Regions from separate parts of the Homo sapiens genome. Here region 2 is linked to region 1. A link is an interaction called in ENCODE POLR2A ChIA-PET data of the cell type or tissue named here. Cell type or tissue: OCI-LY7. All regions are shown on one strand. Links, peaks and the distances in the headings refer to the core of each region. The heading gives the core; the rest is flanking DNA. Region 1 overlaps POU2F1 (POU class 2 homeobox 1). Region 2 overlaps POU2F1 (POU class 2 homeobox 1).

The links. ChIA-PET counts read pairs that join two places held together with the same protein. Peaks named below come from ENCODE experiments on the same cell type or tissue, not always from the same donor. Only the 100,000 strongest peaks of a DNase experiment are listed, where the experiment ranks them.
Region 2: POLR2A ChIA-PET joins it to region 1 with 6 read pairs; 6 of 35 experiments call an interaction of 5 or more read pairs at or near these places.

Annotation. Positions count from the first base shown.
Region 1 is chr1:167,323,551-167,332,653 of GRCh38, forward strand. POU2F1 (POU class 2 homeobox 1) reads left to right here. Exons shown (of 16, transcript NM_002697.4): 2 at 8,920-8,985. Among named protein-coding and RNA genes, the nearest start is that of POU2F1, 110 kb to the left of the region's middle. RefSeq lists an enhancer at 4,167-6,259. In OCI-LY7, for the core only: no CTCF peak of the experiment used is centred there; DNase peaks (open chromatin) are centred at 4,921, 5,401, 5,831, 7,551 and 1 weaker place; H3K4me3 peaks cover 5,169 bases; H3K27ac peaks cover 5,736 bases.
Region 2 is chr1:167,223,826-167,232,928 of GRCh38, forward strand. The region is part of intron 1 of POU2F1 (POU class 2 homeobox 1); the gene reads left to right. Among named protein-coding and RNA genes, the nearest start is that of POU2F1, 7.5 kb to the left of the region's middle. In OCI-LY7, for the core only: a CTCF peak has its summit at 2,244; no DNase peak of the experiment used is centred there.

The DNA of each region.
Region 1 (9,103 bases), core at 602-8,601:
CACTATCTGATTCCCTATAGCATGCTGAAGACTTATTCCATGGTATGTCTACCAGTTGAGTTGTAAAGTTATTAAGAACCATTTACTTGTTTGTGCTCCCAATACTGTTCATGCTAGTTGTACTAATTTTAATCACACTATTTATTTATTTATTTATTTACAGATGGAGTTTCTCTCTGTCACCCAGGCAGGAGTGCAGTCACGCGATCTCGGCTCAATGCAACCTCCGCCTCCTGGGTTCAAGCAATTCTCATGCCTCAGCCTACTGAGTAGTTGGGACTATAGGCGCATGCCATCACGCCTAGCTAATTTTTGCATTTTTAGTAGAGATAGGGTTTCACCATGTTGGCCAGGCTAATCTCGAACTCCAGAGCTCAGGTGATCCACCTACCTAGGACTCCCAAAGTGTTGGGATTACAGGCATTAGTCACCGCACCCAGCCTAATTACACAATTTAAATAACTATATAAACCAAGGAAAAGAATAGAAAAAGAAAGATGATGTTTCTGTGAAAATTAAGTTAAATGCTTTGGAAAGATTTGATAAAGGGTAATTACTAAAAAATACTGAATTAGATGTGTGCAAGAGAGCTATAAAATAGTAGGGATAAATTATTCTAAAAAAATAGAAAAGCATTATGGACTCAGATTGCCTCATGTGTCATATAATTCTTGCCCCACTTTTAAAGCAGTGTTTTTTAATCTATGAGACATGAAGTCAATTTAATAGGTTGAAGTCTAGAACACATCGCAATACATTTATACCTGGAAAGAAGCATTGTTCTATGGAACTTTTCTTGAGTTTTTAGTATTTAGTCTATACATATATGTACAATGTAAAATGTGACTTTCAGTGAAAAACGTAAAAATCTTTTGAGTTTTTTATCCAAACTCAAAAGGCTTTGGCCCAAAAAAATTGGTGAATGAATGTGTATTTATATGCTTTGGGTTAAAATACAATCATTATGTACTTGTGTTTATGATACTTAGGTTGACCATTTTGTTCAGCCAACCAACTACTGATCTCAGTCTCATGGGATAAGAATTTTTACATATTTTATTTTACTTGTCTTCCTCTCATGCCCTCCATATTGTGCCTGAGTCCCCAACCCCCACCATACCTCGGCTCTCTGTTTAGTAGCTATGTGACCCTAAGGGTCATTAACTAGGCCTCAGTTTACTTTTTATGAAGTAAGATTATCCTTCAGATTGCTTGTTATTTGGCAGTGCTTAATAGCCACGTTGATAAAGTACATGTCTTTCATGGTATCTGCCCATCTAGATTTTTAGTAAATGATAGACATTCCGTTAAGTTATTCTAAAAGATTTTTGGTGGGGGGAGGGGACACTGAGAGCCCCATAATGCAACCTTAGAGGGTATCATTTACATAGTCTGTGATGTAGTTGACAAGAATGGTGGCAGTGCCAATACCTATCACTTGATTCTGAGTCTCAAATTTTCAAGTCCTGGAATGTTGTTTCATATTTGGTGGGCATTAGTAAAATTATTTTAGTTTGTATGTGTGTGATGGGTTTGTTGGACTTTTTTTGTAAATAATTATTGATAATGCTTGAGGTACTAAGTATTTTTATTACAGAGAATTGAAATATCATTAAGTGTTTTCTGTAAGTAAGTTAATAGGACACTAAATTATTGGTAGATTGGAAAAGAGATGAAGGTTGGAAAGGATATTGGTGTACTGTTGAGATTGGCTGGGGTGAAACCAGTGGTGCTAAAAGATGCAGACACCCCCCATGATATAGAAAGGAGGTAACAGGCAATAATTGTTGAGTCAGACATTTCTGCTTGTTCAACTAGTTATATGGTCAGTACAGAATAGAGGGTACAAATGGCTATTCATATAGAACATGACCAGGCTGGATGTTAATGATTTAGTAAGGTAGAATATAGGCCGATCTCAGTTCACTCTCACATAAAAGGTGTGTTTTAAAACACTAGTTTGTGATTTAGTTGTCATTGCCCTCAATTTCATTTCTAATGATACCTACACTGGCCCATAAGATCATGAATATAAAAATATTTTAATACTAGTAGTGTCGGCTGGGCATGGTGGCTCATGCCTGTAATCCCAGCACTTTGGGAGGCCAAGGTGGGCGAATCACGAGGTCAGGAGTTCGAGACCAGCCTGGCCAACATGGTGAAACCCGTCTCTACTAAAAATACAAAAATTAGCCTGACTTGGTGGCAGGCGCCTGTAATCCCAGCTACTTGGGAGGCTGAGGCAGGAGAATCGCTTGAAACTAGAAGGCAGAGGTTGTAGCAAGCTGAGATTGTGCCACTGCACTCCAGCATGGGCAAAAGAGCAAACTCCATCTCAAAAAAAAAAAAAAAACTAGTAGTGTTAACCGTGAATTCTGGGTCCTGGAAGAGCGTTTGTCCCCTCTTTTAGAAAATAAAAAAAGGCTACATTTTAGGCGTAATTGTGAAATACATGAGTTTGAATTTGCCCTTTCAGCTCCTTTTTATACTTCCATATGTTACTACTATTTCCTATTATTACTACCTTCTATGAACCCTTTGCCCACATTACCCCACCCCCAATCCAGGTCCTCTAAACATCAGTTATTTTATCATTTATTGGCCTCTTCTCTAGTAGAAACAACCATTGCCTTACAATCAACTCCTCAACTAGGTGTTAAATGAAAGCAGTGGGATTGGATTAATTCATGCTCAAGTGTGAATGACTGACAATCCCACAAACCTCTCAAAAATGATTTTCCTTTGTACAACGGGTGTTCTTTCTAGGTTAAGTTTTAGTCTAATTGATTCTTTGCTATTATTTCAGACAGATGACCAAGTGAAATGGACATTTGAACTTTGTGGGAAAAGCTGTCATTTTCTTCTTTTGGACATAAATGTGCCATGGTTGGGGAGTACAGGCAAGAGACGGTGACAGTCCCTCTCCCAATCCATCTGTAGAGGCTTGGACAAACTCCTGGTATTTAAACTTCCCCTCTAAAATTAGTAGGGTACCTAGGTCAAGGGTGGTAGAAAGGGACTTTTCTTGCCTTTCCTTCCCACTGTAGCAATGTGAGCTTTTTTTTCTGGGTGAGCTTTGCAGTAGAGGGGAAGCGGGGGGTCCCACTCTAGATAGTAGCCTGTGTGGGCTGGTAAACTATAGCCTCCCTGCTACAGGTCTTGTGGGACTCCCTTAGCCTGAGGAGGAGGCTCTTTCACTAGGAAGGTGCTGCTCCTGTTGGGTACAGACACACTCCTTTGTTAGCAATGATTGTCTGGCTGCAAGTCATCCTTAGCTAATATATGAAAGACCACACTCACAGTAGAAAGGTAGTTTAGAGATGTTATTACATAAAGTAGAAAAGGGCAGATGGTAAGTTGCAGAAATATCCCATAATAAATGCAAATAATAAATTTTAAATTTCGTAAAGGCGGAAGAGGAGGGAAATAAACATTTATTGATATCTACTGTAATCTAGTCACATTCATCATTGCTTTTCATCTTTTCTCACCAAGGAGAATTTGTATAATCCAACATATTCTACCTTAAAAACTCATTTGAAATTTGTGTTCTCTTCTATAATGTATTCTTATTTTAATACAAAGTGGTGTGAAATATTAAATAAGATTGATGCTTTCAAAAGATGGACATGTTTATCCAGTGACTTGATGTCTGCCCTGGCACAACTGCATCACATTCCTCCAGTCCACGCTCTTGTCTGAGAAGCATGAAAGCATTTATCTCACAATAACCTCATGAAAGGGATATCATCATTTTATAGGTGATAAAATTAAGGCTCGAAGAAGGAAGGAACTTAAACAGGTATTACAGGTATTAAATGGCTGTGTTAAGTTTCTCCCCCAAAGTCTCTCCTCATAAGCATTTTGTGATTCAGTAAAACAGAAAAACTGGTAATGCAGAGTGCTGATCCAAAAGTTTAAGGTTTTTGGTCCTCTACTGACTTGCAAGGGAATCTTTTTAAAGGCCCCTTGTTAAAATCTGTCTTTCATTTCCTGAAGACTAGTTCTAAATAAAAACAGTTATTAATGGGCTGACACCTTTCAGAACTCTCCTCAAATCTAGTGCACTCTTCTGTGTATCTGTACACACCTGACTTTTAAACACAATGTCTTTGCTGCCGTTTACTGGTTTCTTCACTACACGGAAAACAAACCATTCAGTCTGCTGCTTTACCACCTCTCAGCAATTCCCTACGTGTTTAACTCATCCATAATGCATAGGAATAGCCAAGAGCACAGATTCTGATATCAGAAAATTCTAGTTTTAAATCCTGATTCCGAATTACTAGTGTGACATTGGATAAAGTGTTTTAGTTCTCTGTGCCTCAGTTTCCTTACTTTAATAATATATAAGGAAAGAAAGGGGTAATAATGCTTATTACTCCATGGAGATTTTATAAATCTCCTGAATTGTCTGTGATGATTAGGCTGTTGTCATTGTAATGCCTAAAAAATTTTGGGTTGATGACTTACCTTGTAAATATACTTTAAATTGAATAAACATATAGTTTAGTAAGGATTATATATATGTATGTATGTTCATTAAGTGAAATATACTTGAGAATACCAAGTAATTCCACAATTTACATGGCCCACCCTTTGACAATAGAGATTCTAAGTAACAAACTGTCTTCTTTCTACTTGAGATTTATTTTCATGGGGGAAGGATACTGCATAATATGTAGCATTCAACTAATCTATTCTGTTAATTTGGTAATATAAAAAGATTTGTAGATAATGAATTTCTATACTCTTTAAGATACTTTATACACCTTGCACTGCTTCTGGGTTTACTGTTGCCTCGTTTTAAAGTGGGACTTTCTCTTGACGGAAGTGTGTTAAGAATTGGAAAATTCCCTATCAGTAGACTAGCACCATCTTGACAGCCTTGTGTTCTGCTTCTACCTTGCTAATTGTTTCCTTGGGATTATTTGGATTGTGTAGAAAGCTTTTTGCAAATCCTCTTATTACTGAAGTCATTGTTGCCAGCAGGAATAAGATTAAAGGTGCTTAAGTCTGTAGGGTTGTTTCTAATTTGTACGTGTCATTTCAGTGGCATTTTAACAGAACTCTGTCTCCTGTACCTCCCTTCTCCCTTGGTACTATCTCCAGTTAGGTCCAAGAAGCCAGGCCATTGGAAGAAGTCTCATTTTATCCTCCTAATTATTATGCTGGCACTCAGGAGATAATTTTTCCCTTCATGCACTGCCAATTAATATGCAAATAGCCTGATAAATATTTATGCAACGATTTAAATTATGCAGGGAGTGCTTTCAGTATATTCTGTAAATGAATTGTTCATGGACTTCAAAGTGCTGGCTGCTGTGCTAACGAGGAGAGATTTGCATAAGGCCCTAATCACGCGCATACTGATTAAGCTTCATTATGGAAACTGCCAGCTGCAATCTTTGTTTCTATTTTATTACAAAAAGAGGAACTTTTTCATGCTTCAGTTGCCTTGACAATGTCAGTCCTAGCTGGTAGGAGAGACTAAAACTCCTCTGAGCAACTGAAGTTTCCTTATTCAGTTGAAGATTGCTATGGTGTAACAGAAGTTGTATTTTGCTTTTCCCCTTAATCCACTTTCCACCCTACGCAACCCCCCTCTTTTCGCTTAAGAACATACTGTAGATTTGTTAGAAATAGTAGTACCTTCTTTCCCCACCCCAAACTGCTACCTGTTTCTTCCTTGTTTGGACTCTCTGCTCCTCTAGAAGATTTCACAGCAATGCTGGACTGCAGTGACTATGTTCTAGGTGGGTACCAGCACAGTTCTTTTCTTAGAAGCTTTAATATGGAAATAGAGTGTGTCGGGTTGACTATGCATAAATGCTTAATCGCATATGCAGCCTGTGGCGGGGGAGGGGGAGAGTTGGACTGAGCAGGGAAGGAGGAAAGCATTTGCAAAGCACAAGCTTACTTGAATTTGCAGTAGGTCCCTCCCTGTGACTAGCTCTTCTGATTCAGAGGGTATCGTTAGTAAATACAGTTAATTTAGAGTTCAGCTCGAATGAATATTTTTGCTTTTTGGAAATTCCTATTGAGAACATTTCATGTAGTTATAAAAACATCTTAAATCTGAAACAAGGCATAGAACTGTACATATATAATATATACATATTAATAAAAATGTTTTTCATACCTAATGAGAACGTCTTATACAAAAACCAAAATGCTCAGTGAAAAATAAGGTTGAGTCACAATGCAGAATAGTTTTTATAAATGTTAATAAAGAGGGTAATTGTACTGGTTGCTGCAACAGATCTGTTGATCGATTTCCAGATTTTAGAAACTATTAACTTTTCAAATTTTTGCTAGGATTAGTCCTCTTTTTAATTTTTTTAAAATCAACTATATACTCTAGATAACTACAACTTTAAATGTTGGAAAACCTTTTTAGAGTTTTCTCTGTAGAACAGCAAGCCTTTTGGAGTGGAAGATGTCCAGCTTAAATTTGTTAAAACCATCTTTGGTGATGAAGATTTCAAATAAATCAAGGCACTTTGATTTTTAGATATATGGTGGCTAATGGTGGTCATATTTTGTGTGGAGTTATGTCTGTTTATATGCAGAATTATTGAGACTTTTTTAGTTACTCTAGTCACCTGGAAAGTTAAATGATATGAACTCCGGGACTTGGATATCTTACATTTAAAACTTTTGCAAATGACTTTTTTCCTATATTGTCATTTTCTGCACTTGAAAATTAAAGCTGCTCCTGTCACCTTCATAGTTGCCAAAGATAAAGTAAAATGATACTTCTGAAAACGTTTGAATTCTTATGCATAAGGCATGGCCTAAACCCAGGGTAGCAGTATCTGCCCAGCACAGTAAAAGCCACTATGTAAAGAGTGAATGACAGAAACAACAAATTTATGTCAGGAATTCAATCTTGTATTTACTCTTTGACATTTACTTAGTTAACAATTCAAAAAAAGGAAAGAAAAATACCTTTTTGGAATATTTTTAACACATCATTTTAGAAGTAGAAATTACATCTCTTACTTTCAGTTAATAGTAAGTATTATTTAAACAGTCTTCCCATTGTGCAATTTTATTTTTGTGTGTATGTGAAGTAATGTTTTATTTTTGTGTGTATGTGAGATAATTTTGTTAAATGCTTTTGAAGCTCTTGACAGTTCAGTAGAAGAATCTGAGATGATTCACTTAAAATACCTGTGACATAGTCTTTATAGATGGGAAAATTAGAATATGAATTGTACAAAGTCAGGCTCATGACTTGTTAAGAATTATGCTTATTTCTGCGGTGCCCACATATGTGAGAAAACTGTTACTCTTTTTATGAATGTTAACTGATTGATCATTTTTTCCACTTTCCTTTAAAATTCATTTAAAGGAAGCATGGAGCAGTATGTATGCTAATGGTATATTCTATTACATTTGTTGTGATCTCTGTTGACTTTCATGAGATTTTGGTTGTCATTCAGAAAGCTGATTTTTCACTAAGTTGTACACCTGTTCCTTTCAAACCTTAGTATGCTTTCAGATGATATTTAAATTTCTCTGGACAGTGAGAAGAAGGAAGTTGTAGAACTGCCCTCATTTATGACCACAAACATATGAATTTTAACCCTTTGAACATTAGAAGACCAAACCAAAGTTATGACAGAACTGCCTAAGCCCATAAGACAAGCATCAGTTACAGAAACTTTTACTGTATTGGAAAAGCTATTACACATCTTCTTGTTGGAAATGAAACTTATAAAAGAAAGACTCCTGATTTTTTTTCTCATCTGTTATGCATGGGGATAATTCGACTGTAAAGAACATGGTTGAGAATTCTGTCTAGTGATTGTTTTGATTTTCTAGTTAGATGTTTAAGCAGATGAAAAAATGTGCTCTTTGGTCAAAAACAGTATAGTTTAAATATTTGTTCTCTGTTAATAACTAAAGTTAAATGGTTCTTAACTTATTTAACCACTAAATAAGTTAATGTGGGTAAAGGCAGAACTTATTTGACAGTAAACTTGTTTGATCATAAATATTCTAAGTTTGAGTTTACAGTAGTAGAATAAGAGATATATTTATGTATATTCCGTTTCTTACCCTTTCAAAGACTTAGAAGAAAAGCAGAGTTCTTGTCTCTTCTCTTAATGTATTTTCTGGGATACCTAATATTGCTTGATGAAAACATTTTACTGTGGAAATAAACCTTCATTAAGTAGATAACCCAGAAATGATAAACTCAAATTAGCAGTTTCATTTAGGATATTGAGGTAGTATTACTTTAAGTGGGTGTGGTTGTAATGCAGTTTTGAAATTATTAGCTATATCTGTTATGCCTTACGGTACAACTTCTTGTGCTGGTTTATAGTTGAGGTATGAATTTAATATGTTCTCACTTTGACTTGTTTAGTTTGGTTGGGGAGGGGAGTAAATTTAGAGATAATTTACCTTAGACGTGTTTTCTTTTAGTTCATAGGTTGAGTTACTGTCCCATCTTTTATCAAGATTACCAGTGGGTTGTTTTGGTTATAATGAATGAATATCATTGCATATAGAAAAAGATACTTTATTTGGGAATAACATTTTATTATGTGAGGTGCTTCCCCCCTTTCCAGTTTTACTTCATGTTAAAAGCATTTATTCCTTTTACATATCAGGCTTTCTAATTTTCTTCAGGTTACAGTTCTGCTGTCTTTCTTTAAAGAATCTTAAAATTATTTAAAAAGACAGTTTATTTGTGAATCCCTTCAGGGTCTGGGGAATTTTGAATTTCTTCCAGATAACCTTTTATTATAATTTCTAGTATTTTAGCCAGACATGTATACACTGGGTCTTCTTAAACTATATGACTATAACATTAGTTAACCCTTTTCTCTGCCACAGTTTTGCCTCCTCAATCCCATCTCCATCCCCAGTTTTTTAAAAACCTTATTCTCCTCTGATTTATTGCAGACTCAAGAATGAACAATCCGTCAGAAACCAGTAAACCATCTATGGAGAGTGGAGATGGCAACACAGGTAAGAGTTTTCTGATCTAGCTTTTTAATTAACTCTAGTAGAGCACAAAGAAGAAAGTTTCCATGTAACTAGGACTTGTATTTGGCAAATACAGACCAATTTGAGTATTGAGTTGTCA
Region 2 (9,103 bases), core at 796-8,795, 100 kb before region 1:
AATTTCATGCCTTAAATAGCATATGTTTTTGCACCCGATTCCCAAGATGTGGTCAAACTGATGATGTCATTGGACAGAGGACAAGGTGCAGTTAATTTGATTTATTGTCCTGAGGTGAAGTGTAGCAGTGAAGCCTTCTCATAGGGAAACCATTTATTTCGGGTCAATTTCCTTTATAGCTGCAATTTAATCACTACTGAGGCCGTAGATATTTTATACAAAATGATAAAATGTACATTGGATTTTACAAGCAAAATTTCGCTGTTACAGTTTTTGTAATACAGAAAAGGATGGATGTTGTTAACTGGCCTTATATTTTGGTTCACTTTTAATGCTATTGTAAAAATTCATTTCCTCAAAATTCTCAAATGGAGTATTTGGGTTTTAGATAGATAGTCATAGAAGTGACCCATATAAATGTTTGTTGTGATCCCCCAGACTTTTATAAGAAACTGTGTTTCTTAATCAGAGCATGGCTTAGGCTAATGGAGAGACCATTTGCCTTAGAATCCATTTCAGTGAATAAAGCAGAGTTGAGAATGAGGGCTGTGTATTCTTTAAGGTGGAAATGATAATGTTGAAAATAAGGTAGAATACTCACAGGAAAGCATGTGCTTTTAAAACAGATTTTTTAAAAAAAATTCAGAATTCTTTTTGGATTTATCTTAGTCTGGACAAGTTTGTTCATTTTGTTTTGATTAGTGATTTTAAAATTGTTCCATTGCAACAGTGATTGCACTTAGAATTTTTGACATATTAATAGATTTTCTTGTAAGACATTTCTCATATTTTTAATTATTAGTTTATTTTAAGGTGATGATTAAAATTCCCTGAGAATGTGATAAAATTGCTTTATTTCTAACCTGAATTTGTGATCCAATTTTGATAGAGTATTTTAGGTTACTTTTGAACCCACATGAGTTTATAACCTGCCTGTCTCCTTTTGCATCTGTCAAGTAGTTTCCTGCGTATTTCTAGGAAATCCATTGTCACTGTCTTCTTTTTTTTTTTTTTTTTTTTCCAGACAGAGTCTTGCTCTGTCTCCCAGGCTGGAGTGCGTTGGTGCGATCTCGGCTCACTGCAACCTCTGCCTCGTGGGTTCCAGTGATTCTCCTGCCTCAGCCTCCTTAGTAGCTGGGACTACAGGCATGCGCCATGACGCCCGGCTAATTTTTGTATTTTTTGTAGAGGCGGGGTTTCACCGTGTTGGCCAGGCTGGTCTCGAACTCCTGACCTCAAGGGATCCACCCGCCTCGGCTTTCCAAAGTGCTGGATTACAGGCGTGAGCCACCATGCCCAGCCCGTTGTCACTTTCTTAACTCTCCCACCTATTAATTACAATGATACTTTTGAATCAAGGTCTTGAAAATTCATGTGACAGCTGACCAACTGTTTTTGATTTCTAAAGGACTGTTCTGCTTCCAAACCATTACCGTAAAAGCAATTTTTAACCTCTTCCCTCAAATTAGTTTGTAATTCCTTTCATTTTGTCATTGTCAAAAATCCCAGTAGACAAGGAAAAAACAAACCGTAGCTATTATTCAGGTTCAAATGAATTCAGGTGTAGTGTTCTGCCATATTTTAAATTTACTATTCTCTACATCAATAGGTAGTATAAAGCAGTGTAAATAAAATATGTTTCATTGCTGCCTAGTTTGAAGTAATTGTCAATCTGCCATTCATCTGGTTAGTGGATTTTGCAATAAGTTCAGGGCTCAAAATGTTACGTTGCTCTTCTCAAGCCACCAAAGATGTTTAATAGACCCTTGAATATCTTAGGCAGGTGGTTCTGAAATAACAGAAGTGGAAATTTGAATGTTATCTTTAAGTATTTTCTATTAAAAATTGAAATATTTGACCTGCTTCTTGAATCTGTATTGCTTCATCTTGAATTTATTTGTGTTTTTTAAGTTGGTCACTCATTTTCATGAATGTTTCCTTTGTACTTGGAAGACTGTAATATTATGTAGTAGTGATTGCCTTGTTGTTATCGGTTATTTTTGTTTTGTTTTTTAATTTTGAAACCCCATAGTTGTAATCTTTGCATATTAGTCTTTCAAGCACCATTAAAAATAATGTTGTGTGACTCATTAATTTGCCTTTATATAATTGTGTTAATTACACAGTTTTTGTGATTAGTAAAGACTTGCTATGAAGCCTGATTTTAAGCAGGAATGTGTTTTTCCTAATGAAAGTGATTGCATTTGAATTTAGAACTATTCAGGTAATTTGCGTTTAGGGAACAGACCAAGTCACAAACAAAACATGCCCCCTTTTGGTTATCCATGTTCTTGTTTCTGATCCCTCCTTAAATGCTAAATGCCTGAGCAAATGTACTTACTATTTCTTGGGCGTTAGAGTTGAAAGTTGTTGATTTGATTCAGTGACATATCTGCTTTGAATTTCTGTACCCTTTCTGCATGAATTTTTTCCTTTTCCTTTTTTTGGGGTAACTTTGAGTCACCATTTTGCTTACTTCTTACTGTGTTGCTTAAAGGATGTAAATATCCTTTTGAGTGGTTGAAAGGGATAATAATTAAGGTTCACAGAGAATAGCAGTTTCCTTATGCATCTTTCGCTGGACATTTTTGTGCATTATTGACATTTCATAAGTAAAGAGAATTGAATAACTGTAGATTTTAATTCTTCTTAGGAATAAATTGGTTTGTTTTGTACCGAAGTATTTCTGTGTTCTAAACAGGTGATGAGCTCTTATAAACTGTTTCAGCAGTAATAACAATGGAAACAAAAATAGCCTGAGTAGAGCTATTGCCTGACTTACTTGATCCGTTTACAGTATGTTTAGAATTTGGAATATGAGAATTGTCTTGAGTTTCAGAAGTTCTGATTTGAAGATGCTCCTTGCATACAGTGCATGTGGTTATGGGGTTCTGTGTGTTTTTACTATGGGGTGTGAATTTTTTGAGCATTGGTATCTTTGTATACTCAGTGACTAATAGAGCTCTTTTGTTTTTGGGTTTTATTTATTTATTTATTTATTTCCAATTAAGCAAGCACTCAAGATTTCAGTGTTGCCTACATTTGCTGACAGGACTAGTAATTGAGCAAAAGAAGAATCAGCAAACCTCTAGATTTATCAGATTATCTTTTATTCATTTATTTTCTCTTATTTTTAATTTTTTTTAAGAGATGGGGTCTTGCTATGTTGCCTAGGCTAGTCTAAAACTCCTGGGCTTAAGCAGTCCTACTGTGGCCTCCCCAAGTGCTGGGACTACAGGCATGAGCTACCACACCTGGCCCAGATTTCTTTTAAACTGCTGGAACTCCTGGACATTTATCCGGAGAGGATACATTATACTAACTTTTTTTTAACAGCCAATGTTCACATTCCACAAAGCTAAGTGTTTGTAGTAGCTTTACTAAGTCTTCAATATTGAAAGTCATAGCAAGTGCAGTTTATCACATTATTTATTTCATAATTCTTTGTAACTTTATGCTTTTTATGTTGGAATATAGAAATGGTATATGAAATTAAATCAATAATAATAATTATTATGGCAGGTTTCCCCCCCTCTGTTGAACTTTCTCTTTGCAATAGAAGATATAAACAGGAATGGCTGGAAAATGAACAATATGCTGTGTGTTAAACGACTCATTTGTGCTTAAACATATGATTACCTTAATGGAGTTGCACTGATACCTTAAAGGGAATATATTTTTATATGGAAAAGTGACTTAGGTGTTTTCTTGTTTTAGTACACTTATTTTAGTGGTCTGCTTAATGAAAAATACAGCCTTTTTTGGCTGATTCATACTGCAGCAAGCAATATTATAATTAATGTTTTAAAGTAGTTACCATCCTAGTCTATAAAAGGTATCTGCTATGTACCTGGTCCTATGCCTGTAGTCTTTGGGAATAACAAGGAAATATGACTGCTGCGGAGGAGTTGGTATGTTTACTTAAGCAGGAAAAATTGAAAAACAGTGTATATAATTACATATTAAAATATGTAACAGATAATGAAGATTGGAGAATAGATCAGAGTGTGTCCAAGTTTGAAAGAGCCAGAGCATCCTAGAATATATTATAGCTGGAAGGTAATTTAGATATAATCTTTGCTAAAGGTTTTGCTTCACAGATGAGGAAATATTTTCACAATGGTTTAGTGACTTGCTCACAGTCACTTAACTATTCAGTAACAGATAAGAACACAAGACTTCTAACTTTCTCCCACCTCCCAGTCTCTCCTCCTGCCCCATTGCTGTCAGTCAGAGAAGGCTTTATGTAGAAGGCGAGACTTTTAAACCGAGCTTTAAAGGGCAAAAAGAATTTAGAGGAATGGGAATACAGAGAAGGCCATTGAAGGGGAGATTGTGTTCAACATTGTGATGTATAGGTAAAGAATGAGGAAGCATTTGTTCTATCTGCAGGAAAGCTGTTGGAGGATTTTGAAATAGGGACTGATGTGATAAAAATGGTGTGTTAGGAGTAATGTGGTGTGCAGGATGGTTTGAAATAGGAAGGGAGAGATTAGATCCATAGAAACCAGTGTATAGAGGTATTTGGTTTATTAACTAATTACTGTAGGTGCTACTAGAGATACAAACATAATTTAAAAATTACTTGACCTCAAGAGACTTCCAGTCTAATTTATGAAATAGATAAGTCGTGATAAAGGTGTTGAGGATATTGTCCAATTACATTACATGGAATAAGGACGTTTGGGAGAAATTCTTACCTGGCCTTTACAGTAGAAACTATTTGTTTTTAGTCTTATGGACACTGAATTGTCTAATTGACTTAGTTTCCTTTTCAAATCAAACTACAGTTTGATTTGGTCAAATTTAGGTCAGATTATTAACCTGAGAAGCACATGCATAGGCAATTACGTTTGCATTTCTTAGCCTGATTAGTAGATCAATTTTTTGTCCATGCATTTGTTTTGTATTTCTTGTATTGCTTCCATCTTTAAACTCTTTTTATCTTGTTTTATGTGGGCCACCTTACATCCTTTCTGGAGCAAGGCAGGTATAAATAATATTACCATAACCATGGCACAGTGATAATGTCTGTATTTTTATAGTACTTTAAAATTTATAGCCACATTCTCATTTTCATTACCTCAGTTAGTCCTTTCAGGCAAGCGTTACTATACCCATTTTATAGTCGAGTAAAATAAAACTTAGATTAAGTGACTTTCTCAAGGTCCTGTGTTTTTATAAGCATTAAGTGTGGGTAATAGCAAGACTTCCAGCTTAGTTGTTATTTAGGCTGTGTATTAAGGCACTTTGGGGCTCTATTGTGGAGAGCTCTGAATCCTTTGTGTTGGTGTAAGAGTTTGGATTTTATTTGCTAGGCAGTAGGAAGTCACTGAATTTTTTTTTTTTAATTTTTTTTTGTTATGGACAGTGCCATGATCAGAGCCCTTAAAGTTTAGCAGCTAATTAGATGCAAAGAGATTATCAAGGTTTTGAGTTTAGGTTATCCAGAAAAGAGCATTACCATAAGCAGATGTAGGGATGTTGGGAAAAGGAGCCATTTGGGGAGTAAGTCAGTGAATTCACTTTGACATGTCATTTGAGACATGTTTGGGTGGGTCTTATTGGGTTGTAGATTCCTTGTGAAAATTGAAAATTTTTTAGTGAATTAAATGTTTGATAAACATTAATACTAGGGTTGAAATTTATGCTCATGCCACTGTGCGTGTGGACTGAGTATTGAATCTGAACGTTGTAAATTCTAGATATCTCATTTTGGCTTTGGCACTGTCTTCTAAGGTTATTTCCTTCAACAATACGATGGTGATAATACCAGTGTTAGAGGGATGCTGTGGGGAGTATCAAATTGATAGCAGAAGCATTTTTAAAGTAACTCTGTAATAGTTTTTCTTACATGAGCACAGGAGTAAAATCAGGAATTTTATTACTTGTGCTGCTGTAGAGAAGCAGAAGCTTTAGCAGCCGATGGATTCTGTGGGGCACCTGACTGTAGGTTGTTCATTTTTTGGTGCAGCCAGCATCTTAGGAGGAATGGACACTCCTAATACTCTTCTGAAAACTTTATACAGTGGAGGTGTTGCATTGTAGCAAATACAACTTACCTTGATTTCAGGGCATTCTGTTATCTAGCCCCTACCCTTGCCTATGCATTATTATCTTTACTACTTCCTTAAATAGCATGACTCAACAATTCCATCAAGGAAGTTCCCTTATTGTCCATTTCTACCACAAATACAGCATATTATCAGATTTTAATTTTTAAAGAAATTTCCCTAAAATTTGAAGATCTATCTTGGGAGGATGGCTATAATTTATCCTGAGACTTACCTGAGCCTTTCTCCCATTACCATCCTTGCAACACCAATCCCAGTTTGAGACACATGACCTGAATGTGTACCCAGTGTTTTGGTCAAGCCAGTGTGTTTGGGACGTTGTGTGAGAACCTTTACTCACACTTTTTCCTCCATTGGAAGGCCATGGTGTATGGTATGGTAGAGTGAAAAAAGGTACTGGGGGGTTCAGAGACCTGGCTTCTCTGTCACTAATTAGCTTAGTAACTTTAGGACAAGTTACTTCACCATGGATTTTTTTTTTAATTGCATTTGTAAAATAAGGGATTTCAAACTTTTAAAAGCCTTTGGTGTTCTTTTTTAAAGGCAAAAGTGGAGCTGTTCTGATTAAAATTGGATATTGGAGCAAGAAAAGCATTTTCCTCCTCCTTTCCACAGTAGCTTTTGAGGCACTTTCACAGGGTCCTTAGGACTTCTGCTGGTCATGACTTGAAAACTTTTGTCCTTATTTATCTTAAGGGACCTGTCTGTCCATTTCTTTATCTCCACAAATAGCCATCTGTCAAATCTGAGCTCCTGTCATACTTTCTCTGAAATTAGCACTTAATTTGTGTTCAGTTACCCAATTCAGCACTTCATTATACACAGTCCTATTTTCTTCTCTAATTGATTATGTAAGTAAATCTTGTCCTAAGAGCCTTGAGTGCAGGAACATACTGGTAGGGACAGAGTAGGCCTAGACATTTAACAAATAATGAATGCTTGGTTGATGGACTTAGTGGTTCTCAATCTTTGTCACCATGGGGTGACCCATGGAACTTTTTCAACATAAGAAGGCCCAACTTCTAATACAGTAGAGGTCTGAAAATCCATACTTTAAAAAAGCTCTACAGGTGATTTGATAACATTAAATGATTACTTGTTGCACTTCAAGATTATTTATTGCTTAGCATACCTTGAATAATGGTTTTCAGTTAATGCACCAGAAAGGCCCTATACTGGAAAGACAGACTGAGAATTAGGAGACTTGGATCCTTATTCTGCTTTTAGCATTAACGATAATAGCTTTCTGATCCTGAATAAATCACTAAATTTTTCCAACCCATAGGATTCTTATTGATAAAATTATGGGCTGAGCTAGGTGAATAGTTTTCATACTTTTTTTTTCCTTTTTAAACTGGAATTATTCAGAAACATCTTTTGGGTGAAGACCAGTAAATATAACATATATTTTTATCAGTTCGGCTTTCATCTGGGTACCTGAATATTTATTAAAAATATAGAACATGGTAAGCTTGGTCCTGTCCTAGTAGGAGAGCTAAATTGTATGCAGTAGGTAGTACTGAAGATGGGATTTAGACTTTAAACTTGAAACATCCTATTAGAATGCGAATGAACAAAGGTAGTAAGCTTATCAATAATTGTGGTACTCAGTGTGAATAAAAACTAGATTATGATGAACCAATATGGCCAGTCTTTCTGCATTCATTTAATTCAACAAATATTTATAGAGCTTCTGCTCCTTGTAATGTACTGAGCACTGGTGGTAGAGTAATGAATAAGATAACATCTCTGCCCTCTCAAAATGTATATTGGTCAGTTGGGGAAATCATATGTTAAATAATACTGGTTGTAGTTTAATGAGTAGAATACGAGAGATTTGAAGTACCCCAGGAGCATAAGGTGGGGACTGCTAATCTGGACAAGAGGATTTGGGAAGGGGCTCTCTGAGGATATCATGTTTACAATGAGATGTGAAAGATGAATAGGAATTAATCAGTTCAAGAACTGGGAGTGAGAAGTGGAATTGAAAATGTTCTGAGCAAAGGGAACACTATGCAGACATCTCAGACATCCCTCATTATACACAGGGGCATACCACAAGGGGATTGGTTCCAGGATTCCCTACTCGTGTGCCCTCCTCCCCCAACACACACACACCAATATCAAAATCTGCACATGCCTCAGTCCTGCAGCAGGCCCTGTGGAACCCGAGTATGTGAAAAGTGTGCCTGGCCCCTGGGCCTCAGAGCCCCTGTGACTATGAGCTGTTTGCATCCCGTGAATTCTGTATTTTTAATTTGCATGTGATTGAAAAAACCTGATTTAAGTGGACCCACACAGTTCATACCCATTTTGTTCGAGGGTCAGCTGTACAATCACGTACCGCATAATGACTTCTCAGTCTATGGACCAGTATACAATGGCAGTCCCATAAGATTATAACAGAACTGAAACATTCCTATCTCCTAGTGACATTGTAATGATCCTGACCCTGTGTGGGCCTAGGCTGATGTCTGTGTTTGTGTCTTAGTTGTTAACAAAAACATTTAAAAGGTAAAAATTTAAAAAATTTAAATAGATAAGAGCTTATAGAATAAGGATATAAAGAAAAATTTTTTGTATAGCTGTACAGTGTGTTTGAAACTGTTATTACAAGAGTCAAAAAGTTTTTAACATTTTAAAGCTTATAAAGTTACAGTAGGCCCAGCGTGATGGCTCATGCCTGTAATCCCAGCACTTTGGGAAGCCGAGGTGGGCAGATCACCTGAGGTCAGGAGTTCGAGACCAGCCTGGCCAATAGGGTGAAACCCCATCTCTACTAAAGATACAAAAATTAGCTGGGTGTGGTGGCACACGCCCATAATCCCAGCTACTCGGGAGGCTGAGGCAGGAGAATCACTTGAACCCGTGAAGTGGAGGTTGCAGTGAGCTGAGATTGCGCCACTGCACTCCAGCCTGGGTGACAGAGTGTGAGACTCCATCTCAAAAAAAAAAAAAAAAGTTACAGTAAGCTAGTTAATTTATTATTGAACACAGACTTTTTCTCTTATAAATTTAGTGTAGCCTAA